Regions from separate parts of the Homo sapiens genome. Here region 1 is linked to region 2. A link is an interaction called in ENCODE POLR2A ChIA-PET data of the cell type or tissue named here. Cell type or tissue: CD4-positive, alpha-beta T cell. All regions are shown on one strand. Each heading gives the region's core, and the rest is flanking DNA. Links, peaks and the distances in the headings are about the cores only.

Evidence for each region. Peaks named below come from ENCODE experiments on the same cell type or tissue, not always from the same donor. Only the 100,000 strongest peaks of a DNase experiment are listed, where the experiment ranks them.
Region 1: POLR2A ChIA-PET joins it to region 2 with 8 read pairs; 1 of 35 experiments calls an interaction of 5 or more read pairs at or near these places.

The regions. Positions count from the first base shown.
Region 1 is chr19:11,239,208-11,247,207 of GRCh38, reverse strand. It overlaps DOCK6 (dedicator of cytokinesis 6), which reads left to right. Exons shown (of 48, transcript NM_020812.4): 8 at 1,330-1,396; 9 at 1,496-1,645; 10 at 3,326-3,406; 11 at 3,498-3,651; 12 at 3,823-3,950; 13 at 4,056-4,149; 14 at 5,001-5,163. It overlaps ANGPTL8 (angiopoietin like 8), which reads right to left and starts at 7,589. Exons shown (of 4, transcript NM_018687.7): 1 at 7,274-7,589; 2 at 6,912-7,073; 3 at 5,654-5,763; 4 at 5,265-5,548. The coding sequence starts at 7,570. The coding sequence ends at 5,521. RefSeq lists an enhancer at 2,917-3,727. In CD4-positive, alpha-beta T cell, for the core only: a CTCF peak has its summit at 3,782 (motif pointing left); a DNase peak (open chromatin) is centred at 3,697; H3K27me3 peaks cover 1,483 bases.
Region 2 is chr19:11,844,746-11,856,146 of GRCh38, reverse strand. It overlaps ZNF439 (zinc finger protein 439), which reads right to left and starts at 7,421. Exons shown (of 4, transcript NM_001348719.2): 1 at 7,217-7,421. The coding sequence starts at 7,279. In CD4-positive, alpha-beta T cell, for the core only: no CTCF peak of the experiment used is centred there; a DNase peak (open chromatin) is centred at 7,466; H3K4me3 peaks cover 1,342 bases.

The DNA of each region.
Region 1 (8,000 bases), core at 1-8,000, 610 kb after region 2:
CTGAGGCGGGAGAATCTCTTGACCCGGAGGGCAGAGGTTTCAGTGAGCCGAGATTGTGCCACTGCACTCCAGCCTCAAACAAACAAAGAAACAAAAATAAAACATTTATGAAGTCCCTACTGTATACAGGACACATAACCATGCGATGACCACACAGAGCCGGGATAAGCGATGCTGAAAGTGCCTAGAGTCCTGGAGGAGTCCCCTGGCCCAGCTTGAGGGGTGCGAGCGGGTATCTGGGACAGCTTCCCTTGCAGGGGGACGTGTACATGGAGACCCAGTGAGGAAGAGGAGCTGGCTGAATAGAGAGGATGGAAGGGGTGTAACGGGGAGTGCTCAGTGTTTCAGTTTGGAGGTGCGTGGTGAGCGGAGGCCAGCAAGGTGGAGTAAGACAGGGAAGGACTTTTATGGTGGCCGTTCAGGTGAGCGAGATGGGAACTCCGTGCAGAGTGACAATGGCGGCAGATGACACCCCAGAAAGGAGGGATGGGGAAACCCGGAAGTTGAGAATTTCAAGATGTGGGGATTGTTGAGCCCAAAACTGCCCCCATGCCAACGGAACAAGGGCCGTGGTTGCAGGGAGGAGGAGCTCTGTGTGAGTTACTTACTGAGGGTGTAGGGAGGGGGAAAAAAACTTCAGTGTCGGCGGGGCGCGGTGGCTCACGCCTGTAATCCCACCACTTTGGGAGGCTGAGGCGGGTGGGACCAGCCTGGCCAACATGGTGAAATCCCACCACGCACTTCAGCCTGGGCAACAGGGGAGACTCTGTCTAAAAAAATAAAATAAAAAATTCACAGCAAGCCGGGGACGTGATGGCTCATGCCTATTATCCCAGCACTTTGGGAGGCAGAGGCGGGGGCATCACTTGAGCCCAAGAGTTTGAGACCAGCCTGGGCAACACAGCGAGACCCCGTCTCTATATAATAAATAAATACATACATAGAAACCCTGTCTCTACTAAAAACACAAAAAATTAGCTGGGCATGGTGGCACGTGCCTGTAGTCCCAGCTACTCAGGAGGCTGAGGCAGGAGAATTGCTTAAACCCGGGAGGCAGAGGTTGCAGTGAGCCGAGATCGCACCACTCCACTCCAGCCTGGGCAACAGAGCGAGACTCTGTCTCAAAAAAAAAAAAACCAACAAAAAACTTCAGTGCCTCAGTTTCCCCTTTTGCAAAATGAGATGTACCTTTTCTGCAAGCCCTTAAGTGGCGGTTCCATGTGGCCCAGTGGGAGTCAGATGCCCCCCACCTTGGGCCTCAAGAGGGAGTGGGGTGTGTGGACAGCGGGAAGTGTTAAGGAGAGCCCCCTCCCTCCCATTTACTTGTAGGTTCGAGATTGAAATTGAGCCCATCTTTGGGATCTTGGCTCTGTATGATGTGCGGGAGAAAAAGAAGGTAGGAGGCCCTTTTTTCTCTTTCCTCCCCTTCCTTCTCCTTGTTGGGGGGCTGTGGGCTTCCCAGAGGTGGTGGCCCAGCTGCCTCTGGTGTCCCCAGATCTCGGAGAACTTCTACTTCGACCTGAACTCGGACTCCATGAAGGGGCTGCTTCGGGCTCATGGCACCCACCCTGCCATCTCCACCCTGGCCCGCTCTGCCATCTTCTCTGTGACCTACCCCTCACCTGACATCTTCCTGGTCATCAAGGTGCCTGCTGGGGCTGGGCAAGGGGGTGGTAATGGCGAATGTCACTGATTTAGTCCCTGCCTTCACAGAATGAGACAGATACATCACCAAGAAGGGTAATCAGGGCTGTTGTGGGGGAAACACAGGCAGGGAGGAGGCCCCTGATCCAACTCAGGTGGGGAGAAATCACCAAGGGCTTCCAGGGAGAGGCGACAGTTGAGCTGATAACTATACGTGGGCAGCCTGGGGAGAAAAGCCATCCCTAGGCACATGTGACAGGCTGGGGTCCTCGGAGGTGGGTGAGATGCTGTTGGGAAGTTTGTGGACAGATGAAAGACATAGTTGGCACCCTCATTTGAGATTTTCTGTTTCTGGGAGGGAGGTCAAATTTCTTTTCTCAAAACCTTCTATTAGTTTGCAATGATGAAATGAATCCAGTATCCACAGGCAGGTGCTGCTATGGTCACGCTTCACAGGGATCCCTCCTTCAGTCCTCACCACAGGGCCTAAGGTGGAGGGGTGCCATGGTTCCCATTTTCCAGATGGGGAAACTGAGGCACAGAGTGGATAGGGTCCCACTGCCCAGGGTCCCACAGCCCCTGAGTGGTCAGGATTGGAGTCTAGGCCTCATGGCTCAGAGCCATGCCCAGAGTGGCCTCTATTTACACTAACAAAGAAAAATGTAGGGAAGGCCAGGCACAGTGACTCACAACTGTAATCCTAGCACTTTGGGAGGCTGAGGCGGGAGGATCGCTTTAGCCCAGGAGTTTGAGACCAACCTTGCCAACATGGTGAAACCCATTCTCTACTAAAAACACAAAAATTGGCTGGGCGCGGTGGCTCACGCCTGTAATCCCAGCACTTTGGGAGGCCGAGGCAGGCAGATCACCTGAAGTTGGGAGTTCCAGACCAGCCTGACCAATGGTGAAACCTCGTCTCTACTAAAAATACAAAAATTAGCGGGACGTAGTAGCAGGCGCTTGTAGTCCCAGCTACTTGGGAGGCTGAGGCAGGAGAATTGCTTGAACCCGGGAGGCAGAGGTTGCAGTGAGCCGAGATTGTGCCATTGCACTTCCGTCTGGGTGACAGAGCGAGACCCCATCTCAAAAAAAAAAAAAAAAAAAAAAAAAAAGCCAGGTGTGGTGGGTCATGCCTGTAATCCCAGCTACTCAGGAGGCTGAGGCAGGAGAATTGCTTAAACTCAGGAGGCAGAGGTTGCAGTGAGCTGAGATCCCATCACGCACTTCAGCCTGGGCAACAGGGAGACTCTGTCTAAAAAAAAAAATTCACAGCAAGCCTGTTATCCCAGCACTTTGGGAGGCAGAGGCAGGGGCATCACTTGAGCCCAAGAGTTTGAGACCAGCCTAGGCAACATAGCGAGACCCCTGTCTCTATATAATACATACATACATACATACATAAATGTAAATAAATAAGTAAATTTAGGGAAAATATCACCAGCTAAAGGTAGGCTTGGAGGTTAGGGGTAGATCTGAAGAATGGGAGGGAGTAGCCACCAGGCAGGCCAACACTAACCCTTGATCCCAAGGACAGCGGGAGCCATGGGAGGTGTTGGAGCAAAGGCCTTCATATGTTAGGAGTGTCCGAGGGCCCATGAGGGGTCCAGGAGGCTGGGGAGCCAGCACGGGGGAACAGAGCGTTCGGGCAGCGCCTCACTGGATTCATTCATCTGCCCCGCAGTTGGAGAAGGTGCTTCAGCAAGGGGACATCAGTGAGTGCTGTGAGCCTTACATGGTGTTGAAAGAAGTGGACACAGCCAAGGTAAGCGTGTGGAGGCTGGACTAGGGGCAACAGATCCCTGACTCAGCAGGGCTAGGATGCTGAGCTGGCAGGGGACGGGGTCTCCCCACAGAACAAAGAGAAGCTAGAGAAGCTGCGCCTGGCGGCCGAGCAGTTCTGCACCCGCCTGGGCCGCTACCGCATGCCCTTCGCCTGGACGGCCGTGCACTTGGCCAACATCGTGAGCAGCGCTGGGCAGCTGGACCGGGACTCTGACTCGGAGGGCGGTGAGGAGGCGGGGCTAACAGGCTTGGGGCGGGGCTAAAGGGTGGTGCTGACAGGCCTGGGGCGGGGCTACGGGGCGAGGGGGTGCGCCCTCTGCTGGCCGAACTGTGCCGCCCCTGAGTCTCCCTGTTTCATCTTGGTCCCCCTTTTGTCATTGTCATTCCCTCCCCTAGAGCGCCGGCCAGCCTGGACAGACCGCCGCCGTCGGGGGCCCCAGGACCGGGCGAGTAGTGGGGACGACGCCTGCAGCTTCTCTGGCTTCCGTCCAGCCACGCTAACTGTCACAAACTTCTTTAAGCAGGTGTCCTACCCTGGGGCCAGGGACTCTCCCACTCCCCGCTGGCTGCATTAGCCCTGGGGACCCCTAGCCCCCTGGCCCAGGCTGACGGGAGTGGGTCCCATGTAGGAGGCTGAGCGACTCAGTGACGAGGACCTCTTCAAGTTCCTGGCTGACATGAGGCGCCCGTCGTCCCTGCTGCGGCGACTACGTCCTGTGACTGGTGCGTGGCACACCCCATACACAAGAAGTATCACTCTCACTCAGCCACTCAACAAACCTACACTGAGAGCACCTACTGTGCCAGGGGCATCAGAGACCCAACGATGACCATGATGGACAAATCCCTGACCTCAGGGGCTGGCTACAGCTTCTAATGGGGACCATAGACAAGAAGCAGAATAAATAAGATGGATACAGCGTCAATAGGTGGTTAATGGCAGCGGGGCAGGCAGGGGTCCTGGGGGCAGAGTTGATCAAATGTAGGGGTAAGGCTGGGGTGCAGTGGCTCAAGTCTGTAACGCCAACACTTTGGGAGGCTGAGGCAGGAGGATGATTGTTTGAGCCCAGGAGCTCAAGACCAGCCTGGGGGCCAGGTGTGATGGCTCATACCTGTAATGCCAGCACTTTGGGAGGCCGAGGCGGGCAGATCACTTGAGGTCAGGAGTTTGAGACCAGCCTGGCCAACATGGTGAAATTCCATCTCTACTAAAAATACAAAAATTCACCAGGTGTGGTGGCACACACCTGTAATCCCAGCTACCTGGGAGGCTGAGGCAGGAGAATCACTTGAACTGGGGAGGCAGAGGTTGCAGTGAGCCGAGATCGCCCCACTGCACTCCAGCCTGAGCAACAGAGTGACTCCACTTAAAAAAAAGAAAAACAAAAACGAAAAAAAATTTAGGGTGACAGACAGCAGAGTTGAGGGCAATTTCTGGCCTTGGCGCCTGAGGGACACAGCCCCCAGTCCCCAGAGAACATCATGGGAGAGTCTGCCCTGACTACACAGCCCAGAAAGGGTGGGCTGAGCCAGGAGGCTCCCAGGCAGGTGCAAACCGGTTCTTCCCTTCCCAGCCCAGCTCAAGATCGACATTTCTCCGGCTCCTGAAAATCCCCACTTCTGCCTCTCCCCTGAGCTGCTTCATATCAAGCCCTACCCGGACCCCAGGGGCCGGCCCACCAAGGAGATTCTGGAGTTCCCCGCCCGCGAAGTCTATGCCCCCCATACCAGCTACAGGTACGGCCTCTGGGGCCCAGCTGGGCACTTGAATGGGAGGTATTCATACATCATGCTGGGTGGGGTCTCCCTAAGCCAAGGACACACACAGACACCCTGGGTGAGATGCCACGACTCTGCTTTAATGAGGGGTGTGTAGGCATGAAAGGGTACATGTCCTTCCTCCACCCCTCCCCAATGGGGCTACATCCTCTGCCTTTGTCCCCGCCTGCGTCTGTCTCTGCTCTGTGCTCAGAAGTGGGGCCCGGCGCCCTGGCTGATCCCAGTGAACAGGCAGCTCCTCCCTGCACAGGGGCCTCACGGGGCGTGGAAGTGTTCCTTGCAGCATGATTGGTCCTCAGTTCCATCCAGGCAGATTCAGGCTGGGAGCGCCGCTGTGTGGAGTCTGGGGAGGGAGATGTGGCTCAGCCCAGGTGAGGGGGCCCCTTTCCAGCTGCCCTGTGCGCCCCCCATCCAACTGCCCTGCCTGCCAAACCCCTGCCAGGCTCACCTCTCCTGGATCTGTCGCAGCCGATGCTGCTGTGCCACCATCTCCCGCCTCTGCCGCTGCACGTGGCCTGTGAGGGCCCATAGGATGTGGCTCTGCTTGTCAGCGTGAGCCTGTGGGGGTCAGAATGGAAACCTCAGCCGACAGCCACCTCACCTCCCATCCCCTGACCCTCTGCCCCAGCCCCTCATTGTATCTGTGTGACCCAGCAAGTCAACAATGCTCTTTGGCCTCAGTTTCCCCATCTGTAAAATGGGGATAAAATAGGACTCACTTCATGGGGAGGTGATGAACATCCTATGGATTTTTTTTTTTTTTTGAGTCTCTCTCTGTCACCCAGGCTGAGTGCAATGACACGATCTCAGCTCACTGCAACCTCCACCTCCCAGGTTCAAGCGATTCTCCTACCTAAGCCTCCTGAGTAGCTGGGACTACAGGCATGTGCCACCACGCCCAGCTAATTTTTTGTATTTTTAGTAGAGACGGGGTTTCACCATGTTGGCCAGGGTGGTCTCGAACTCCTGACCTTAAGTGTTCCACCCACCTTAGCTACCCAAAGTGCTGGGATTACAGGCATGAGCCACCATGCCCGGCCATCATATGGATTATTAAAGGGCATAGAACAGTGCTGGGTACTTACTGGGTGCTCACAAAATGTTACCAGTTTCTCTAGTAGTAAGAATTTATTGGCCAGGTGTAGTGGCTCACACCTGTAATCCCAGCACTTTGGGAAACCGAGGCAGGCAGATCCCTTGAGGTCAGGAGTTCGAGACCAGCCTGGCCAACATGGTGAAATCCCATCTCTACTAAAAAATACAAAAATTAGCTGGTGCACCTGTAATTCCAGCTACTCAGGAGGCTGAGGCAGGAGAATCACTTGAACCTAGGAGGTGGAGGTTGCAGTGAGCCAAGATCACACCACTGCACTCCAGCCTGGGCAACAGTGAGACTCTGTCTCAAAAAAAAAAAAAAAAAGAATTTATTGAGCACCAACTGTGTGCCCGCCCCATGCTGAATATTTTACCTGCATTGAGTACCTGGCCCTACTGTGAGATATCAGGTGTTGCCCTTATTTGCAACTGAGGCACACAAAAGGGAAACTGAGGCACACAAAAGGACTTGAGTTTTGTCTGGGGACATGCAGGGTAGAGGCCACAGAGCTGGGAGGCTGATCTGGGAGGTCTTTGGGACTCAAGGTGCAGAAGCGAGTTCTGGCCGGAAATCAGGGTCTCAGCCCACTAGGGTTGGGGGAGCTCCTTACCTTTAAGACCTCAAATTCTCGGTAGGCAGGGCCCAGCCAGGCGCTCCTCAGCTGGACTTCTAGCCGCTGCACGCTGTCCCGTAGCACCTTCTGTGCCTGGGCCACCTCCCCCAGCACCTCAGCTGTGGCCTCTGCCTGCAGCTGCAGAATATCCTCCTCCATCTGCTTAATAAACAGTGGGTCACTAGTAGGATGTCCAACTCATCTTTGTGTACCTAAGGACTTGCCTGAGTTTATCGCTGAAAATCTTGTATCCCAGGAATCCCTTCAGTCCTGGGCAAACCAGGATGGTTGGTTACCCTAGACACGAACTCCTCTTTGGACTCCTGGCCACCCCACAGTGTCGCAGCTACGGTGCCCACCTGAGTCTCCAACAGGCTTGCCCGAAGTTCCTGGGCTGCATCCCGGCCCCGGCTGACCTCCTGCCCCAGGAGTTCTATTGTGCGGCCATAGAGACCCAGGCTGTTCCTGGCCTTTGTCAGCCGTCCCTCCGTGGTCCTGTACACACCGTTGAGGGCCTGGCCCAGCTGCAGGGTCCCATGGAAGAGCAGGGTCAGCTCCTCATGCTGTGCCAGTTCTGGGCCGCCCATGGGGGCCGCTGAGGCAGGCCGGGTCACCATTGCCAGGGCCCAGAGCAGGCACAGAGCAGGCACTGGCATGACTGAGGGTCTAAGGTATAGCCACAGCACTGTCACTGAAGCCTTTTATGCCTCATACCCCCACTGATCCCCAGTCAATCGTTAACTGGCCGACCTGGTGCCCCGCATTGCACAAGGGCCTGGCAGTGGTGCGATAGTTGCATCAGGCGAATGTCCGGCTAGGCCACGCCGGGATCACGCTTCCTGGGGCTCAGGGCCAGGTGTGGGTGGGGGGCATTGGGAGAGGACGGGCCCCAGACCCTGCTGGGAGTTCCTGAGACTCACCATGCTGAGCCTGTTTCTCCATCTATGAATAGGCATCGCAATGATGATGGTAATAACAGTAAAGATTTTATAAGCATTGATGGTTTGCCCTGAGCTGTTTGACCTGCCATTACAATATCTGCTCTTGTTCCCCTCCCACATACTTGCCACGTGGGGGCTTTTATTG
Region 2 (11,401 bases), core at 1,604-9,603:
GCAAGTGTTAGAGGAAAAGAGGAAAGTTTATCTGAAAGTGTTATGGAAATCCCTGGAAGAAGGACAATGGAAAGGTCCGGTGGATTTACTGACATGGGGATGAAGGTATGCTTGTGTTTCTACAGGAGATGGACACACCATGTGAGTGCCCTCAAGGTGCGTGCCACCATGGAACGGGAAACTGGAGGGACCCATGGTGGCCAACAATGGGCTTGGTCCCTCCGGTACAACCCATGAGCCAGCTGAGCCTGAGTGTGAAGACGGAGAGAAGGCTGACCGGAGTCACAACGACATCAACCCCCATAACCTGGGGACAACTCAAGAAAACCATGCAAGAAGCTGAGAAACTACTGGAGCGTCAGGGACAGGCAAAAACCCCTGATGCCATGTTCTTGGCCTGTCAGCCATAATGTCCTGTGCAGTATGTTTTCCCTGTACAGAGGTAAAAACATATTGGGCATATGTTCCCAATCCCCCAGCAGTACGGCCTATACTTTGGAGTGACGCTCTTTCTGAAATCTATCATGATCAGGGACCGTGGGCTCCAGGACCCCTAACTCCCCATGGCATAGAACAGTTAGACTCTTAGAACAATGTCATCAATTATACCACCCCACTAGAAGGACTCCCTTTGTGTATCACCACAGAGATGTCACTCAACAGTAGCTGTCTTATAATTCAAGCTCAAGCATGGTGGAATCACTATGGAAAAGTCATGTACTTATTATGTTTTGGTTCCATTAATGTAACTGGTGTGCTAACCAACCATTCCCGGCCCAGTCGCCCCACCTGTGCTGACTATATGGAATGGATTCCCTTCCATAGTTCCTACCCCCCTCCATGGACCCAGAGTCTTGGCCCATAGAAAACAATCTATGTTAACTGCAGACATTGTGGATTGGGGACCTAAAGGTCAACTACATGGAAAAGATGAAAATTAGAAATCATGGCACAAACTTGGCTGGCATTGGTGGTAAGCTTTTAATACTTCTTCTTTATACCACACCGGGATCCAATCCCAGTCTGCTGCCCAGATTGCTTGGTGTGGAGCAGGCTTTAGCTCACCTCTTCCTCAGTGGCATTATCCAGGCAGGCAAGGACCAATCCAAAAGACGTTATGGAAGGCAGCACCTTCATTTATGAATGGCAGCATCGGGGTTGGGATACTATCCAATAATAGCAATAGTAAGCAACACAGTTTTAATGCTACACTTGTAAAGAATATCACCACTCAGTTTACGGTTTGTGTTTTTAATCCTTATGTCTTTTTGGCAGCTAAGAAGGATTAGCTCCAGGTAAACAATACCCAATTGACCTGTAAATCTTGTCAGTTATATCACTACATTAATCATAGCACATTGCAAATACATAATATCTCTTTTTTTTTTTTGAGACAGAGCCTTGCTCTGTTGCCAAGCTTGAGTGCGGTGGCACGATCTCGGCTCACTGCAACCTCTGCCTCCTGGGTTCAAGCAATTCTCCTGCCTCAGCCTCCTGAGTAGCTGGGATTACAGGTGCCCGCCACCATGCCTGGCTAATTTTTGTATTTTTAGTAGAGACGGGGTTTCACCATGTTGGCCAGGCTGGTCTCGAACTCCTGACCTTGTAATCCACCTGCCTTGGCCTCCCAAAGTGCTGGGATTACAGGCGTGAGCCACTGTGCCTGGCCACAAACACATAATATCTCTACTTTGATGATTTTGGGTTGCATCCCTGGGCTATGGATTCCCATTAATCTGTCCAAGCCTTGGGCTGCCACCCCTGCTTTGCACTTTGTGAAACTTCTTCTAACTCAGCTTACTCATCGTGCCCGTAGAGCCTTAGGCATGATAATTTTGGCTATTGTTTCCTTGGTCACACCAAAAACTTCTGTTGTGATGTACTCCATCACTTTGCATAGTTCTATTCAAACAGTTCAGTACGTGCAGAACTGGATGCATACAGCCAACCAAGTGTGGCTACTTCATAATAGAATTAACACTGAGTTACAAACTGAAGTGGCAATGTTGAAATCCATAGTTCTATGGTTAGGGGAACAAGCACAAAGCTTACAATTGCAACAGCAATTGTGCTGTCATCTTAATGCCACTCATATTTGTGTAAACAACTTAGAATACAACCAAAGTGAGCATCCACGGGACCTTTGATATTGGTGAACTGCAAAACAAAATTCTTGACTTAAATAAGCAAACTCAAGAGTTTCAGCCTTCCTTAGAAGTCTGGAGTGAATTCCTGCAAGGCCTAGAGAGCCTCAATATTTGGACCAATCTAAAGCACTATATTAACATCTCATATATAGTTATTGGAATGATGTTGTTTAGTCTCTGTTTTTTGTTCATAGTCTGTAAAATCAGATGGACCGCCAATCAGAAAATGAGAGCTGCCCAACCTGGCCTTACATTCATTCAATTAATGCATAAACAGAAAGGGAGAGATGTTGGGAGCCCAAGGCCCAAAGGTTGTGACCAACTCAGCTTTCCACTGAAGGCTATATGATAAACAGTGAACTGTTTATCATGAATGCAGAATGTGGGCAAACTCACATCTGCTTCTGCTGCCAGAAGGTATACTGAGGACAATCACTCCCTGGTGCTGTGCTGCTTGAGGTTATCTACTGGGACATCTGGAGCCTATTGTTTGAAAAATGCAGTCATGCAGGCCTGCTCTAAATCAAGTAGCTGACCTACAACCACCCGCTTCTCTCTATCCCCTTTACTCAGTAAACATGAAGGGTGCTAGAAGCTCGGGGCCCACGTTCACTACAAGCAAGAAGCCCCCTGACCCCTTGTTCCAAACATATTCTTTTGCCTTTGTCTTTATTCCCGCATTCGTCCTCCTTTGTTCAATCCAGTAGGGTCCGTGGTACCTAACGACCCTGAAATCAAATTGAAATACAACTCTTGAAAATTACTAATTTAGGCCAGGCGTGGTGGCTCACACCTGTAATCCCAGCACTTTTGAGAGTCCAAGGCAGGTGGATCACGAGGTCAAGAGTTCGAGACCAGCCTGGCCAACATGGTGAAACCAAGTCTCTACTAAAAATACAAAAATTAGCCAGGCGTGGTGGCAGGCGCCTGTAATCCCAGCTTCTCAGGAGGCTGAGGCAGGAGAATCGCTTGAAACTGGAAGGCAGGGGTTGCAGTGAGCCGAGATTGCACCACTGCACACCACCCTGGGCAACAAGAGTGAAACTTCGTCTCAAAAAAAATAAATAAATAAAATTACTAATTTATAGAAAAATGAAATTTATGCTTAATCAGGCACAGTCCACCAATTAACCTCTGATTACATAACTAGAAATTTTCTACCTATATAGGCTGTTGGAAGAAGTAAGTCAGGCCAGCCATGGTGGCTCACACCTGTAATCCCGCCACTTTGGGAGGCCAAGGTGGGTGGACCACTTGAGGACAGGAGTTGGAGACCAGCCTGGCCAATGTGATAAAACCCTGTCTTTACTAAAAATACAAAAATTAGCCGAGTATGGTGGCATGTACCTGTAATCCCAGCTACTTGGGAGGCTAAGGCAGGAGAATTACTTGAACCTAGGAGGTGGAGGCTGCAGTGAGCTGAGATTGCACCACTGCACTCCAGCCTAGACGACAGAGTGAGACCCCGTCTCAAGACAAACAAACAAACAAAAACAACCAAGTAATTCAAATATTTAAGCTGGTGCATCTCTAAACTGTCTTGAAGCAATGTGATCATGGGGTTGAGTCACATGACACACAGCTTTCAAATAGCCAGCTGGAACACCTCTTTCCTTGATTACAGATTCGCCTTCCTTCTTACCTATACTGTTTTATAAAATGTTGTAAATGACTGAAGGGAAACAGGAAAGACCCTTTCCCTCTTTGCTATTTTTAATTTATTTAATATGATTTTTCACAATTGAGATGGGGGGTCTCACTATGTTGCCCAGGCTTGAACTCCTGAGATCAAGCCATCCACCTGCCTCAGCCTCCCAAAGTGCTGGGGTTACAGGTGTGAGCCATCCCACTGGGCCCCTCTTCACTACTGATCTCTGTAGTAGACTAACTTCCCTCTTAACTTTCTCACACAAAGACTTCATGGCTATCACATTGTCTTCAGTTGGAATGTTGAATTCACTCTTTTAAATTGAAAAGGAAATAAAAACCAGCTAGAAAGAAAAGAAAACAAGCTCTGGGGGAAAAAAGCAAACGATAACAAATTAAGTTGTTAGCCAGGTGCACTGGCTAACGCCTGCAATCCCAAGACTTGTGGAGGCCAAAGAAGGAGGACTGTTTGAGGCCAGGAGCTAGAGACAAGCCTGGGCAATGTATCGAGACCCCACCTCCATAAAAAATTAAAAATTACCCAGGTGTGGTAGTGGGCGACTATAGTCTCAGCTACTTGGGAGGCGGAGGTGCTCAAGATGGGGAAGTCAAGGCTGCAGTAAGCCGTGATGGCACCACTGCTCCAGCCTGGGCCACAGAGCAAGACATTGCCTCAAAAAAAAAAAAAAATTAAATTATTGTACCTCATACATCAGCCTTCTATGGAAAATGTAATCCTATTATATTTATTTGCCGTTTCCCTATATAAGTGTTAGGGAAGCAGGTGCCTAGGGGAGCCAGAGAAAGACCAACCAGCTCCATCTTGAGACTAACAAGAAACACTCCTTGCCAGTCACAACCCATAGTCATAAAATGTTTCCCATGAAGAAAACAGCCTGAAGATGCCTGCAAGTATCCTTACACTCCCACAACGACAGAATGTCCCGATGTCCCAATACCCCAATACCCATAATATGTGCTTTCAAGGTAATTATAGTTATGCTTTAATGCACTTGTGCACTAAAATGTAAAGGATAGTTTTCTTTAAATCAACAGAGTAATAAATTTTGTGATGCTGTCAGCCCACATGCAGGTAGGCACAGCTTAGTTTATTCTTTACATAGACAAGATCCCTACATAAGAAAAACTTAAGACAGTACATTCCTCCTCTTGCTGTATGAGGATGCCCTACTCTGTAACAGAGAAGCTTTCTTTCTTCTTCTTCTTCTTTTTTATTTTTTTAAATAGAGACAGGGTCTCGCTGTGTTGGCCAGGTTGGTCTTCAACTCTTTTTTGTTTGTTTGTTTTGTTTTTGTTTTTTGAGATGGGGTCTCACTCTGTTACCCAGGCTGGAGTGCAGTGGCGCATCCTCGGCTGGGCTGCAACCTCTGCCTCCCAGGTTCAAGTGATTGTCCCACCTCAGCCTCCTGAGTAACTGAGACTACAGGCACAGGCCACCACATCCGGCTAATTTTTCTTATTTTTGGAAGAGACGGGGTTTCGCTAAGTTGCCCAGGCTGGTCTCGAACTCCTGAGCTCAAGTGATCCTCTCGCCTGGGCCTCCCAAAGTGCTTGGATTACAGGCCTAAGCCATCATGCTGGCCCAGAGTAGCTTTCAATAAACTCTCTTCGCACTGCACTTTGTGACTCGTCTTGAATTCCTTCCTGTGTGAGATCCAAGAACTCTCTTGGGGTCTGATCAGGACCTCTTTTTTCAGTAATATAAGCAAGAACATAACTTCCAATTTTGGAGTACTGAGTCCATTTTTCTGGAGTCTGTGTTTTGGTCATTGCTATCTTTCTGCTTGAATAAACTCTTCCAACTGAAATCTGAACCTTTTGATTATTTCCGGTTGACAAGTCCAAATAAGGCGACTGCATCTCTGCAACCAATCAAGCATTTATCTGGTTTGTCTCCTCATGTACCTTATAAAAGCCTAGCCTTAAACATGTAAAACAAAAATAAAAACATATCTTCTGGCATGGCGATGTGGCTCACATCTGTAATCCCAGCACTTTGGGAGGCCGAGGGGGGTGGATCACTTGAGGTCAGGAGTTTGAGAACAGCCTGGCCAACATGGTGAAACCCCATCTCTACTAAAAATACAACAATTAGCTGGGGGTGGTGGTGCGTGCCTGTAATCCCAGCTACTCAGGAGGCTGAGGCAGGAGAATCCCTTGAACCCAGAAGGCAGAGGTTGCAGTGAGCCGAGATCGAGCCATTGCACACCAGCCTGGGCGACAGAAGGAGACTCCGTCTCAAACAAAAACAAAAACAAACAAAGTACCTTCCCAGCTAAGTGAAGTGACTGGCTCTTGGCCAAGGGAACCCCCAAAACACCCTGAAAATTGAGTGCCTCTGTATGACAGGATGGGAGGTGAGACAGGTCTCCTTATACCCTCTCCCTTTAGGAGTTTACATGCAGCAACTGACGCACATTCATGTAAAAACAGACATTCTCTGACTGGAAAAACAGACTCCTTGTGGCAACAAGATACCAAATTACAAACAAGACCTAAGGCCACGCAAGGCAAAGGTAAAGTTACGTCTTAGAATTCATAAAATCTAGAGAAACAGGACTGTTTTTTGGCTGGGATGGAATGAAGTGGCAGATAACAGACCCCCTTCCTTCAGCATTCCTTCCTACCTCCTCCAAACTTTAGACAAAGCTTCACACTCTCAACCAGCTGCCACCTACAGAATCCCTCAACCACCTGTGCCTCCTAACCCCCCTTCCACAGGTCCCACCCTTTCTGCCAATGGAATTTACACCTTCCAGCCTTGATCCATCATTTTCCCTGCAATTCCTGTCTCTCTGAAATGAATAAAACCAAACTGTCCTGAGCCGCCTCCGGACCACTTACTCCAGGCTGCTTGGGGTTGTGTTTCCCTCGGCCAAGGTCTCTCCTACTCGGCTCTGAATACACTTCTGTATTTTACATAGTCTGTTTTTTTTCCGTTGACAAACCACAAGCCAGGACCGGGTGTTTCTCATTCGTGAATGGCTGTTTCCTCAAATGAACTTTTTGTTAACGTACCTCAGTATAATTTTTAACAGGAGAAAGTGGAGGCTGTGGGCCCCACAGACCGCTGCTCCTCCTACGGACGAAATCCACACCCGAGTCGAAATCCGCGCATGACCCTCCCGTGGCCCCCGCACAAGCTGGGGCGTCGGGCTGCGGGCGCGGAGCTGCACAAAAGGGCTTCGGGGCCAAGGCCGCAGTCGACGGGCAGGGACGGGACAGGACGCCCGGAGTCCCGGCTGCCGGCCCACCCACATCCAGCGGCCGCGGGGACCGAGGGCCGAGCAGCTCTAGGAGGACTCGGTCCCAGACCCCGGAGTCGCCCACAGGGAGGCCCGGGTCCCGCCAGTTCCAGGCAGCCCCTCCCCCATCGCACCACTCCCGGCCAGCACACGCACCATTTCCCGGCTTTCAGATGTACCGGGGTCCTCTCTACAGCTCCTGTGAGTAAAGCAGGGCATAGCGCAGGTGACAGAGCGACAGAAATCTGGGTAGAGGCACTAGGTCCCTCTCGGGGCTGGAAAGGCCAGATCCCAACCGCCGCCCTCGCAGCGACAAAGGTGACGGCAGGAATGCAACATCCTCCGTGCCTGGATGCACAGTGGGCAGGGCCCCGAGCCAGTGCCTCTGATTGGATGGAATGTTCGGCCCCGCCCCCCACGTCTAAGTGACAGCGGAAGCCCTGGGTATCAGGCCCTGCGGAGCCAGACTGACAGATTCTAGCAACAGCTTCTCTAAGCTTACACGAGCTGCTTCCTGCACTCGGGTTATTGGATAGTTGCATTTCAGCCAAACTTGCTATTGTTAGAAGAGAACACTAGCGTCTTCCTCACTCAAAGGACTGTCCCCGCTCCTTCGTTCTGCACGGGGTCACAGGAGTGTGCAGGGAATTTCAGACTCAGTGTCCACAGGAGCCATCTCCTGCCTCAGAGCAGCAGGGGAACCGAGACCAGGCCAGGCAAGACTGCACCAGGAGGAGAGGCATATTTCCTCGAGCGGGCCGGAATTGGGGATGAGGCATGGCCAAGACTTGCTCACACACCCCCATCCCCTCCTCACAGTATGAAAATGCTCCGTCCTTCCAGATCTTCATTTTCACCTGCAGGAAACTCTCACCTGGGGTTAAGCTTCGGACCTAAATAAACTGTCAACCTCATAAACCTTTTATCCAGGTGACGCCACCAAACAATTGTGTCTCTAGCCTGATTTTCACACATTTTCTTTATATATACAAATAACTCTGACTCCAGCGACCCCATGTATGTCAAACCCCAAACCCTGCCCAGAAGACAGCCCCAGGCTCCAGAGGTACAACACCAGAAAGGACAGAACCCCACAAATGCGTCTGCACGAAGGTCTTCTGCTTTCCAGGGCCCTACAGCTTCTCGGAATCCACACTCCTTCTGGAGCTGCTCTGAGCAGCTGGAGGCCACCTGTAGGGGAGGGCGGGCTGCCCAGGAAGCCCCCAGGAAAAGCTCCTTTCCCTTCCTTTGCAGGCTCCAGACTGGCCTCAGCGTGGAGTCACTGGCCTCGGGCTCTGCTGCCCCTGCAGGTTATTCAGCTACTTCTCACCCCATTGATCAGTTCCATGACACAAACACCCTCAATCCCATTGTGTGAATAAGACACCAGCAGAGTCCCTGCTCTCCTCCTATGTTTATGTATAAAGTGGGGAAGGAAAATTCTAAGATAACTTAAGTACATTTAAAAGACTTCCAGATCGCGGTGGAGGTGGCAGCGGAGGGACCCACGGTCACTGACACTGCAGCACCTCCAGGCCTGTCTGGTCAGAGAAAGGGTGGAAAGCTGGAGATGGATGTGGATACGTGGAGGGAGCAGCCCTGGGAACTGGGCTCTGCAGCAGCGCGGCTCTAGGGCCTGGAGCCCGGGAGAGCACAGATGGGGGCTCCTGGGACAGGATGCTCAAAGAAGAGTCAGGTGGCTTCCATGAAATGGGGTGCTATGGCAGCTGGTGAGGGCCTGTGGCTATCATAATTTGGGACGTGAAAACTTGGATTCCGTGGGAATTTATGAAGAGGAAGGCTCTGATGACAAAGAAGTCATCGATGAGGAGGGGGATGAGGGTCACTGGCAAGCTCGCTTCCTTATGGAAAGAAAAGTGAACACCCAACTACTGCTGCAAAATGGGGTGAAAGGATGAGACTCTCACTGTCAGGGAATAAACTGCTGCAGAACTCTTAGAGATTGCAAAGACCTTTCAACAACAGCCTGGGAGGCCGGGTGCCATGGCTTACACCTGCAATCCCAACATTTTAGGAGGCCAAAGTGGGAGGATCACTTGAAGCCCGAAGTTGAAGACCACCCTGAGCAGTGAAGTGAGACACTCCCATCTCCATAATTTTTTTTTTATTAGCCTGGAGAGGTGGTGTGTACCCTTAGTCTCAGCTACTCAGGAGCCTGAGGCAGGAGGATTACTCGAGCCCCAAAGTTTGAGGCTGCTGTGAGCTTTGATCAGGCTACTGTACTTCAGCAAGACACGGTCTCAAAAAAAAAAAAATCCCACCAAATTCCCTGGGGAAACCCTGACCCCCTTGGATGGTCTAATTGTAAAACACAGAGGGTGGTGACGTTTCCTTATGGACTGGATCATTCTAGCCATGTAAGAGGCTTGGACTACTGAGGATTTACCAGGCGGATGACCTCCTTGCTGTCAATGTAAAAGGCCCCTGGTGAAACCATCCCTTTAAACTTTATCAAATTCATCAGGGAGGAAGGGAGGAGGAAAACTTAAACCAAGCTGGCAGCACCTTCAGCATTAATCATTAAGTCAGCTTGTTCTCTGACCTTCCTCATATTTGTTTCATACCTAGTGTCCTAGAATCCCACAGACCCTAAATGATAGTTCCCGTTAACTGCTCTATAGACATCAACTTGAACATTAGATGTTCTCCCTTTGAATTTCCATTCGAAATATTTCCTTTTCAGGGCTGGGTGCATTGGTTCATGACTGTAATCTCAGCACTTTGGGAGGCTGAGGTTGGGGAATCACTTGAGCCTGGGCGTTCAAGAACAGCCTGGAAAATACAGTGAGACTCCATCTGTACAAAAAAATTTATAAACAATTGGGCATGGTGGCATGTGCCTTTATTCCCTGCTACTTGGGAGGCTGAGGCAGGAGGATCCCTTGATCCCAGGAGTTTCTGCAGTGAGCTATATGATCCCACCACTGCACTCCAGCCTGGGAAACAGAACCACACTATGTCTCTTAAAAAACAAAAAAGAAAAAAGAAATCCAGACATTTGTTGGTCTTTGGATTATTGGAGAGCATTTATCTGACACTTAGCCCAAAGTTTGATACCAATATATAGAATTATTAGAAAGGGGCACTTTGAGACTGGGACACAGCTCTGCAGGAAGCTTTCGACAGGTTAATGTGTTAGTATGCTGCCATACTAACTTCAGCAAGACCTGGTCTCAAAAAAAAAAAAAAATCCCACAAAACTCTCTGGGAAAACCCTGACAACCCTTGGATGGTCCAATTATAAAACACAGCAGGTAGTGATATTTCCCTATGGACTGGATCACAAGCCTCAGGCACACCTTTAGAGGGTAGAGCTGTGAGTTGGGATGATACAGCTGCTGCTGCAGGTACAAATTGGGCCTTATGGCAAACACAGTGTGGTAAATCAGTTCCTTTAGGATTTTGGTTGTAATTATGTCATAGAGATGAAACCAGACACTCTTGAAGTGAACAAGTGCTGGCAGTATATGATGCTCTCAAGTAGGTAGAATCCTTAAAAAAGAACCTTTCTATGACTGTGAGAATGGGATTACCATGCTCGGCTAATTTTTTGTATTTTTAGTAAAGACAGGGTTTCAACATGCTGTCCAGGCTGGTCTTGAACTCCTGAGCTCAAGTGATCCACCCGCCTCAGCCTCCCAAAGTGCTGGGATTACAGGTGTGAGCCACTGTGCCAGGCCTCCCACTAAGTTTCTTTCATTTGGCCTGGCACAGTTTCTCACGCCTTAATCTCAGCACTTTGGGTGAGCGAGGCGGGTAGATCGCTTGAGCCCAAAATCTTGGGCTATGACCACCCTGGGCAACATAGTAAGACCTAGTTTCTATTTACTTTTATTAAAAAAGAGAATATATATATATACACACACATATAAAAGAGGCCGAGCACAGTGGTTCACACCTGTAATCTTAGCGCTTTGGGAGGCCAAGGCAGGTGGATCACCTGAGGTCAAGAGTTCGAGACCAAGCTGGCCAACATGGTGAAACCCCGTCTGTAACTAACAAAACGAAAATTATCCAGGCGTGGTGGTGCACACCTGTAATCCAAGCTACTCGGGAGGCTGACGCAGGAGAATCACTTGAACCCAGGAGGCAGAAGTTGCAGTGACCCGATATCGTGCCATTGCACTCCAGCCTGGGCAACAAGAGCAAAAACTCCATTTCAAAAACAGAGAGAGAGAGAGAGAGAAAGGAAGTTTCTTTAACTCCCTAGTTGTTATGGGCTATCACTACTATCACCAGCAGTTGCCTATGAAGCAAAACCTATTCTCACAATGGGTCCAAGAGGAAAAGTAGAAGACTTGGAGACATTCCAGGTAGATC